Regions from separate parts of the Homo sapiens genome. Here region 1 is linked to region 2. Evidence: read pairs that join two places in POLR2A ChIA-PET (ENCODE). Cell type or tissue: PC-9. All regions are shown on one strand. Links, peaks and the distances in the headings refer to the core of each region. The heading gives the core; the rest is flanking DNA. Region 1 overlaps LOC105375336 (a long non-coding RNA gene). Region 2 has its middle 6.2 kb from the start of LINC03011.

What was found. Peaks named below come from ENCODE experiments on the same cell type or tissue, not always from the same donor. Only the 100,000 strongest peaks of a DNase experiment are listed, where the experiment ranks them.
Region 1: POLR2A ChIA-PET joins it to region 2 with 11 read pairs; 6 of 35 experiments call an interaction of 5 or more read pairs at or near these places.

Annotation. Positions count from the first base shown.
Region 1 is chr7:66,033,748-66,039,129 of GRCh38, forward strand. It overlaps LOC105375336 (a long non-coding RNA gene), which reads right to left. Exons shown (of 5, transcript XR_002956511.2): 2 at 4,307-4,429. Among named protein-coding and RNA genes, the nearest start is that of ASL, 39 kb to the right of the region's middle. In PC-9, for the core only: no CTCF peak of the experiment used is centred there; no DNase peak of the experiment used is centred there.
Region 2 is chr7:66,497,105-66,502,486 of GRCh38, forward strand. No RefSeq gene overlaps it. Among named protein-coding and RNA genes, the nearest start is that of LINC03011, 6.2 kb to the left of the region's middle. In PC-9, for the core only: no CTCF peak of the experiment used is centred there; a DNase peak (open chromatin) is centred at 3,177.

The DNA of each region.
Region 1 (5,382 bases), core at 331-5,330, 460 kb before region 2:
TACCAGTGATTCAAGCTACGATTTCACAAAAGTGCTGCTTTGCCCAAATGACCACAAACACACTGAAGTCACAAAGAGTATCATATTTGAAAGGAATCTAACACAGGAAAGACAATGCATAATTAGTGCATGTGACAGAGCTCATTTAAAATTGAAAATGACAAATCAAACCACATGTCATCTTTGCCTGCTTAATCAGGAAATCAGCCCACTGGCTTCCTCCTATCTTTGCTTGAAATTGAGTTATAACTCCCTGTGCTCTCCAAAATATGAGGCGTTAAGACATCCCTTCCTGGAATAGTTAACTGGAGAAAAAATATGAATATTGTTTCTCTTCAGGACCAACGGATCCATCCCAGGTGCACCGTTACAATTTCATTTCCAAATCATTGCCCCTTCTCTGTCATTCAGAATATTGCACGCTCTGCGAAAATTTGTCCTTGGCCATTCCAAGTTACTATGCCACTGAAAAAGTCAATACTGTAATGTAAGAATCCAAAGAACATTCTTTGCCTCTTCTAGAACAAATATAAAGGAGGAAAACTCTCTTTCACATAAGTTTTAATGAATCTGTGTTTTGGGATCAAGAGAACAATCGATGTTTACACAGGTACTGCATTTTGCAGACTCTGGCTGACAGAAACTGATTTATTCATTGATTTTCTTTTATCAGCAAGATAATTGTTTTTAACCCAGCTAAATACTCTGACAAAATGCCAATGTATGCTAGGCCCTTCTTTATTTAACAAAAGGTCAAGAGGTACCTTATCTACCTTTTTATGAAGTCCTAAACGGGCTGTATGTGTTGTGGAATTTTTTTTTAAGGCAGTTTTTACCCTTGAGAAGTTACTGTAACCACACTAAATGACAGGTTGTTGGCAACAGGATATGGTGAAACCAGACAGACATCAACTTAATCAAGTTATCCAATTTCACAGCACCAATAATGATGTGATGCATGAGAAAGACATCCCTCAGAGCAATCCAGCCCCAAGATGTTTAATTCAAATCTATCCATGAGGATATAATCAGAGAATTCCAAATTGAGGAACAGTCTTCAAAACAACTGGGTTAGATTTAGACTCTTCAAATATCAATGTCATTTGTCACAGTGCCAATGTCACAAAAAGAAGCTAAGTAAACTTCCAGAGGAAAGGAAATTAAAGAAACATGACAACTAAATGCAATGTGTAGTTCTTCACTGGATCCTGAATTGGGAGGAAAAAGAACACTATTAGGACAACTGAAGGAATGTGAGTTTACATTGCATCTTTTTTTTTTTTTTTTTTTTTGAGACAAAGTCTGGCTCTGTTGCCCAGGCTGGAGTGCAATGGCACGATCTCGGCTCACTGCAACCTCCGCCTCCCAGGTTGAACCAATTCTCCCACCTCAGCCTCCCAAGTAGCTGGGACTACAGGAATGCACCACCACACCTGGCTAATTTTTGTATTTTCAGTAGAGATGGGGTTTCATCACGTTGGCCAGACTGCTCTCCAACTCCTGACCTCAAGTGATCCGCCCGTCTCAGCTCCCAAAGTGCTGGGATTACAGGCATGAGCCACCGCACCTGGCCTACATTGTATCTTAATAATAGTAGATATATCAGCGCTAAGTTTCCTGAGTGTGATAAGGCGACTGTAGCTACATAGAATGCCCTTTTCCAAGAAGGGGTGAAATGATCTGCTGTCTACAACTCTCTAATGGTTCAGTAAAGTAAGTGTGTGCACCTGTGTATGGAGAGAAAGCTCATGCCTGTGCAAAAGAAATAAGGGAATTCCAGGCACGGTGGCTCACACCTGTCATCCCAGCTATTCCGAAGGCTGAGAAAGGAGGATCGCTTCAGCCCGGAGTTTAGATCCAGCCTGGGCTCAAGTGTCTCTAATTAAAAAAAAAAAAAAAGAAAGAAAGAAAGCCAACCTGGCCAACATAGTGAAACTCTGTATCTACTAAAAATACACAAAATTAGCTGGGTGTGGTGGCAGGCGCCCGTAATCTCAGCTACGCAGGAGGCTGAGGCAGGAGAATCACTTGAACCTGGGAGGTGGAGGTTGCAGTGAGCCAAGATGGCAACACTGCACTCCAGCCCAGGCGACAGTGTGAGACTCCCTCTCAAAAAAAAAAAAAAAAAAAAAAAGAAGGGAAGGGGGAAGGGGGAAGGGTAGCAAATACCCAAATCAAAATGTTAACAAGTGGTGACTTCAGGTAATGAGTATAATACAGGTATTTGTGGTACTGTTTTTGCAGCTGTTTCACAGGTTTAAAATTTTTCATGCTAAGAAGTTAAGGAATATGAAAATGTAAAACTAAAATAAAGAATGCCATAAAGTTAAAAATAAAATTACTGTAACTTATAATTGAGGATGTAAAATACATTTGCCCCAAAAGTTTTTTTTGTTTTGTTTTGTTTTCTTTTTTTTCTTTTTTTTTGAGATGGAGTTTTGCTCTTGTTGCCCAGGCTGGAATGCAATGGCCCAATCTCATCTCACTGCAACCTCCACCTCCCGGGTCCAAGCGATTTTCCTGCCTCAGCCTCCCAAGTAGCTGAGATTAACAGGCATGTCCCAGCTAATTTTGTATTTTTCGTAGAGATGGGGTTTCTCCATGTTGGTCAGGCTAGTCTCGAACTCCTGACCTCAGGTGATTCCCCCCCCACCGTGGCCTCCCAAAGTGCTGGGATTACAAGCATGACCTACTGCTCCAGGTCTTCAAAAGTGTTTTAGAGCTAGTAGAACTTAATGGACACATCTAGCAATTATAAATGTACAAGCTGTAGATCTCTACAAAGCTGGAACTGTCTGCTCTACAGCTCACACTTTAGTATTATGTAATACGTTCACATGCAATCAGATTTCCAGAAACTGCTTACCTATACAAAAACTTCATATTCTCCTGTAGGACTTAGAATAGTACTTATTTTATTTACATGTGTTTAAAGCAAATACTCCAAACGCATTTTAAAGACTGTCTAAATTTATACTACAGGCAGGCAGTTACTTAATTTCCTTAAGTAATGAATTAGATGACTGAAGTTGACTTTCTAGTTGACATTTAATTTGTAAAATTTGCTTAACTTGGTGAGTCAATTAAATGGATATAAACAATTCAGTTTATTCGGAAACTGAATTCCGAATAAACAGAACAAAATGATCTCTTGGTGAACTTTCCTCAGAAGCACACACATACACAAACGGCACATGCAAACAGTGCCTATTAATTGCCACACAGTCAACTCTTACGCAGGCAACGACGAAAAGAATTGCTCAAATTCTCCTATGCCCAGCCTATGCTATCAAGTCATGCTCTGAAAAACTAAAGTCTGGTACAAGCAAACTGGGCAGCTTCTGAAGTCAATGAACAACTTAACCTGTAGCATTCTCTTGGGAGCTAGCAAACGAGTATCCTCTTTGCAGTCCTGTTACTGGGATGTTATAGTACCTATTACCCACCTTTTCTAAATATCAGTATTTCCAGCTGTGAAAAGAAAGAAATCCTGACACTACCTCAAAAAGATGGTACAGAAGATAGTGTCCATTTTCCTAATTATATATATTACATTCAAGAATAAAAGAGTGGGCTGCGGGCGCGGTGGCTCACGACTGTAATCCCAGTACTTTGGGAGGCTAAGGCGGGCGGATCATGAAGTCAGGAGATCGAGACCATCCTGGCTAACACAGTGAAACCCCGTCTCCACTAAATATACAAAAAAATAGCTGGGCGTGGTGGCAGGCGCCTGTAGTCCCAGCTACTCGGGAGGCTGAGGCAGGAGAATGGCATGAACCTGAGAGGCAGAGCTTGCAGTGAGCCGAGATCACGCCACTGCACTCCAGCCTGGGCGACAGAATGAGACTCCGTCTCAAAAAAAAAAGTGGGCTGCGCGGTGGCTCACACCTGTAATCCCAGCACTTTGGGAGGCCAAGGTGGGCGGATCATGAGGTCAAGAGATTGAGACCATCCTGGCCAACATGATGAAACCCTGTCTCTACTAAAAATACAAAAAAGTTAGTCAGGTGTGGTGGCGGGCGCCTGTAATCCCAGCTACTCGGGAGGCTGACGCAGGAGAATCGTTTGAACCCAGGAGGCAGAGGTTGCCACGAGCTGAGTTCGCACCACTGCACTCCAGCCTGGTTGATGGAGCAAGACTGTCTCAAAATAAATAAACAAATAAATAAAAAGAATAAAAGAGTTGACACAAACCTTTCCAGCCATATCAATGATCATTTATAGACAAAGTTAGCCAAATAGTAAATACCTAATATACAGAAATACCTAACTTTGCTATATAAATATTTTGCATGGTGGCACATACCTGTAGTCCCAGCTAGTCAGGAGTCTGAGGCAGGAGAATCGCTTGAACCCAGGAGGTAGAGGTTGCAGTCAGCCGAGATCGTGCCATTGCACTGCAGCCTGGGTGATAAGAGCGAAACGCCGTCTCAAAAAAAAAGAAGAAATTTCTGGTATTATTATTATTATTATGTATTAGTTACTTAGTAGGTATTTCCTCAATCAGAATTTTAAAAAGTAGCAAAAACTTAGAGGAGTTGTTCATTGTGCCTCCTCGCTTCAGGTTCTGGGAGTGTCTGATAGAGTTACAATATACAGGCATCCTCTGGTATGTATCGGAGATTGATCCCAGGACCCCCACATACACCAAAATCCGAACATGCTTGTGTCCCAGAGAGCCTTGCAGAACCAGCAGCTAGGAAGCCAGCTCTCCACATATGCAGGTATATTCTCATCCCTCAAATACTGTATTTTCATTCTCTGCGTTTGGTTGCAGATGTGGAACCTGCAGATATGGAGGGCCAACTGCATTTATTTTTTAAAATCTGCGTATAAGGAGATCCATGAAGTTCAAGCTCGTGTTGTTCAAGGGTCAACTGTATCTGCAACTCAAGGTTCTGCTAAAGATCCTAAGGAGCAGACTTCCAAAGGTCACGCCTCCTGTTGAAGACCAGGTGAGGACCAGAAGTTAGGCTTCCAGACCTTTCCACTCCAGGGCCCTTCCACTCCCAAATCACATGTCTATCTCAGGAAACCTCATTTTCCCATGAATTACTGGCTGCAAAATTCTTGATTGGTTACAGGAAGTCACTGACTACTTGGCAGAAGTGGACAGGCTGTTACAAGAACAAAAACCCCTTGATTCAAACCATTTCACTTAGGAAAATCAGAAAATATACACGCCTAGCAACTAGGATGCTAGCTAATGAATTTATACAGTCGGCTCTCCTTAGCCTCAGGTTCCACATCCTTAGATTCAACCAACCTGGAATGAAAAACATGCAAAAAAAATGTTTAAGAAAATGCTACATTGTTGCTGACATGTACTATGTAGTTAGGCCTAGGATGGCTGCCTCTACACTGAACATGGATAGACTGCTT
Region 2 (5,382 bases), core at 118-5,117:
TTTTTTTATTTTATAGTTGCTAGGTTCTCTGCACTGTCAATCCCATAACAATTCTTCGAGGTAGATACTGCTATCCACTTTTTGTTTGTTTGTTTTTGAGACAGAGTCTTGTTCTGTCATCCAGGCTGGAGTGCAGTGGCATGATCTCGGCTCACTGCAACCTCTGCCTCCTGGGTTCAAGCAATTCTCCAACCTCAGCCTCCCCAGTAGCTGGGATTACAGGTGCCCACTACCACACCCAGCTAATTTTTGTGTTTTTAATAGAGACCACGTTTCACCTTGTTTACCAGGCTGGTCTCGAACTCCTGGCCTCAGATGATTCACCCGCCTTGGCCTCCCAAAGTGCTGGGATTACAAGCATGAGCCACCACGCCCTGCCCACATTTTAGAAAATGAATTATAAGGCACAGAGAGTTCAAGTACCTTTCCAAAGATGACACAGCTAATTAGACAGCAGACTAGGTGACCTGACCCCAGGACTTTTGCCCTTGACCTCTGCACTACCTTGTTGAGCAGAGCAGTAAATATTTCATACATAGCTTTATCCAGAATTTTCCTGTTGGTTGTGGTAAACCATGTTTTGTTGTTTTGAGACAGGCTCTTCTTCTGTTGCCCAGGCTGCTGGTGTGCAGCGACACAAACACTGCTCACTGCAGCCTTAACCTCCTGGGCTCAGGCTATCCATTTCAGCTTCCGGAAGTGCTGGGATTACAGGAATGTGCCATCATGCCTGGCCTCACACTACATTTTAATGCTTTTTTTGAAAATGAAAACTTTTGGCCAGGCACAGTGACTCTCACCTGTAATCCCAGCACTTTGGGAGGCTGAGGCGGGCGGATCACGAGGTCAGGAGATTGAGACCATCCTGGCTAACATGGTGAAACCCCATCTCTACTAAAAAATACAAAAAATTGGCCAGGCATGGTGGCGGGTGCCTGTAGTCCCAGCTACTTGGGAGGCTGAGGCAGGAGAATGGTGTGAACCCGGGAGGTGGAGCTTGCAGTGAGCCAAGATCATGCCACTGCACTCCAGCCTGGGCAACAGAGTGAGACTCCATCTCAAAAAAAAGAAAATGGAAACTTTTACCAGTGATTCCCTTCCTTCAAACTAATGATAAGGAAATGATGCTGTTCTGTTTTGTTTTCTTTTTGCATGTTTTTTTTTTCTTTTTTGAGAGAGGTTCTTGCTCTGTTGCCCAGGCTGGAGTGAGGTGGCGCAATCATGGCTCACTGCAGCCTCGACCTCCCAGACTCAAGCAATCCTTCCCCCAGCCTCCTAAGTAGCTGAGACTACAGGTTGTGCTACCACAGTTGGCTAATTTTTGTATTTTTTGTAGAGACAGGGTTTCACCATGTTGCCCAGGGTGGTCTCAAACTCCTGGGCTCAGCTATCCTCCACCCTTGGCCTCCCAAAGTGCTGGGATTACAGGCGTGAGCCACTGTACTTGGCTGATGCTGTTCTTTTCAAACGCATATTTACTTTTTTTTTTTTCTTTTTTTTTTTTTTTTTTTTTGAGATGGAGTCTCACTCTGTCTCCCCGGCTGGAGTGCAGTGGTGCAATCTTGACTCACTGCAGCCTGGTCTTGAACTCCTGACCTCAGATGATCCACGTGCCTTGGCATCCCAAAGTGCTGGGATTACAGGTGTGATCCACCACACGTGACGATTTTGCTCATTTTAGATACTAGAACTTGTTAATTAAAAAAAAAAATTTTTTTTTTTGAGCTGGAGTGCAGTGGTGTGATCTCGGCTCACTGCCACCTCCGCCTCCTGGGTTCAAGCGATTCTCCTGCCTCAGCCTCTCGAGTAGCTGGGACTACAGGCACATGCCACCATGCCCAGCTAATTTTTGTATTTTTAGTAGACAGGGTTTCACCATGTTGGCCAGGATGGTCTTGATCTCTTGACCTCGTGATCCGCCTGCCTCGGCCTCCCAAAATGCATGAGCCACTGCACCCGGCCAAAAAAAATGTTTTTTGAGGCAAAATCTTACTCTGTCATGCAGGCTGGAGTACAGTGGCACAGTCACAGCTCACTGCAGCCTCGAATTCCTTGACTCAGGTGATTCTCCCACCATAGTCTCCAAGTATCTGGGACTACAGGTGCACGCCGCCACCACACCCAGCTAATTTTTGTTTGTTTATTTTGTTTTTTGAGATAGAGTCTCACTCTGTTGCCCAGGCTGGAGTGTAGTGGCGCGATCTCGGCTCACTGCAAGCTCTGCCTCCTGGGTTCATGCCATTCTCCTGCCTCCACCTCCTGAGTAGCTGGGACTACAGGCGCCTGCCACCACGTCTGGCTAAATTTTTTGTATTTTTAATAGAGACGAGGTTTCACCATCTATTAAAGCCAAAATGGTCTTGATCTCCTGACCTCGTGATCCGCCGGCCTCAGCCTCCCGAAGTACTGGGATTACAGGCATGAGCCACCGCACCCGGCCCACACCCAGCTAATTTTTTTTTGTATTTTGTAGAGAAAGTGTTTTGCCATATTGCCCAGGCTGGTCTCAAACTCATGGGCTCAAGCGATCTTCCAGCCTCAGCCTCCTAAAGTGCTAGGATTACAGGCATGAGCCACTGCTCCCAACCTTTTTAATTCAATTTAAATTATAAATATGATCGCTATAGAAAATACGTGTATTATTTATCTGCTGCTATGTAACAAATTACTCCAGACCTAGTGGCTGAAAATAAATACTTAGGACCAGGCACAGTGGCTCATGCCTGTAATCCCAACACTTTGAGAGGCCGAGGTGGGAAGATCACTTGCGTCCAGCAGTTTAAGATCAACGTGGGCAACATAGTGAGACTCCATCTCTACAGAAAATGCAAACATTAGCCAGGTGTGATGGTGCACACCTGTGGTCCCAGCTACTTAGGAGGCTGATGTGGGAGAATCACTTGAGCCAGGGAGGGAGAGGTTACAGTGAGCCAAGATCACACCACCACACTCCAGCCTGGGTGACAGAGTGAGACTCTGTCTCAAAAATAAATAAATAAATAAATAAATAAAATATTTACTTAGGAACTCCATTTCTGTGAGTCAGGAATTCAGGAGTGGCATAGCTGGGTCATCTGGGCTCAGGGTGTCTCGTGACATTGCAGTCAAGCTGTCCTCTGAGACTGCAGTCACCTAAAGCCTGTTTCCAAGATGGCTCACTCATGTGACTGCTGACCGGAGGCCTCAGTTCCTGTCACATGAGCCTCCCTACAGGCTGCTTAGGTGTCATGGTGTGACAGCTGGCTTTCCCAAGTGAGTAATCAAAGAGTGAGCAAGGAGGAAGCCATAGTACCTTTTATGATGTAGCTTGCAAAGTTGCAAGCCATCACTTTTGCTTTTTCCTATCTGTCAGAAGGGAATCACGTAACCCAGCCCACACTAAAAGAGATAGGAACTGGGCTCCGCCTTTTGAAGAGAGTATCAGAGAATTTGGGGACATATTTTAAATGACCATACTATGTTTAATTATTGCAAGTACAGTCACTGTAGAAAAATTGGAAAATAGGGACAAGCAGAAAAAACAGTCACTTGTAATTCCATGAATCAATGGATAACATTACTAGTTGGATGTATATAATTCCAATATTCAAAATATATATTTTCTCAAAATATAAATACACTATATGTACTGTGGTGTAATCTGCTCTTTCACTTAATGTATGTATTATAAAAAATACCTTTCATGTCAAATATTCTTTCCTTTTTTTTTTTTTATTGAGACGGAACTTCATTCTTGTCACCCAGGCTAGAGTGCAATGGTGCGATCTCTGCTCACTGCAACCTCTGCCTCATGGGTTGAAGTGATTCTCCTGCCTCAGCCTCCCTAGTAGCTGGGATTACAAGCATGAGCCACCAAGCCGAGCTAATTTTTTTTTTTTTTTTTTTTTTGAGACGGAGTCTCACTCTGTCAGCCAGGCTGGAGTGCAGTGGCGCAATCTCGGCTCATGGCAAGCTCCGCCTCCTGGGTTCACCCCATTCTCCTGCCTCAGCCTCCCGAGTAGCTGGGACTACAGGCACCTGCCACCACGCCCAGCTAATTTTTTCTATTTTTTAGTAGAGACAGGATTTCACCGCGTTAGCCAGTATGGTCTTGATCTCCTGACCTTGTGATCCACCTGCCTCGGCCTCCCAAAGTGCTGGGATTACAGGCGTGAGCCACCATGCCCAGCCAAGCTAATTTTTTTGTATTTTTAGTAGAGACAGGGTTTCACCATGTTGACTAGGCTAGTCTCAGACTCTTGACCTCAAGTGATCACCCACCTCGGCCTCCCAAAGTGCTGGGATTACAGGCATGAGCCACCGTACTTAGCCCCTCATAACATTTTTTAATGGTTGCATACATTTCATCATATGTATGTATCATAACTTATTTAATGAATTCTATTATAGGACACTTAGGTTGTTTACAGGTTTTCCCTGTTTTATACATTTTTTTAAATGAACATCCCTACAGCACATTTATTTGTACAATCATGACTGTTTCTTAAATCCCTAGAAGTGAAATTTTTGGAACACAGTTTGCATAATTTTAAAACTTCAAATGCCTGTTACCTAATTTGAGCAGAATTTCTACTGCAATAATCAAGAGTCCATTTGGCCAAATTTCTTATCTATGACAACACCTGCAAAAGTTCAAATACTGATAACTATAAGTGAATTTGTTGAGAGTGACTGAAATCACTATGGAATGAGAAATTGCTATAAAAATTTTACTAAAGAGTGAACTGGCTGGGCGCAGTGGCTCACGCCTGTAATCCTAGCACTTTGGGAGGCGAGGTGAGCGGATTGCCTGGGCTCAGAAGTTTGAGACCGCCCTGGACAACATGGTAAAATCTCATAAGTACTAAAAATACAAAATTAGCCAGGCGTGGTGGTGGGCACCTTTAATCCCACCTACTCGGGAGGCTGAGGCAGGAGAATCACTTGAGCCCAGGAAGCAGAGGTTGCAGTGAGCCGAGATCACACCACTACATTCCAGCCTGGGCGACAGAGTGGGACTCTGCCTCAAAAAAATAAAATAGGGAGATCTGAGTGTGTTACCAACACCACCACACACTACCAAACAGTTTTCCAAAGTGGGTACACCAATGTAAACTCCCATTAGAGCTGTATGAATTTCTGTTACACCACATCCTCCTAATCTTTGGCATTGTTAGTGCTTTCAGCTTTAGGATTTTTGGTGACTCTGTAGAGGGATCTATTAGTGGGTATTTTGTTTTTCGTTTTTGTTTTTGGGGTTTGGGGGTCTTTTTTTTTAACAAAATATGTTCCAATTTAAAACAGTTCATTTCAGGAGAAAGATATGAAAAGTCAACTTCCATCGGTGTCTGGATTAAGGGTCAAGGCCAGTGGCCATGGGAATTGACAATGAGTCACTCCTCA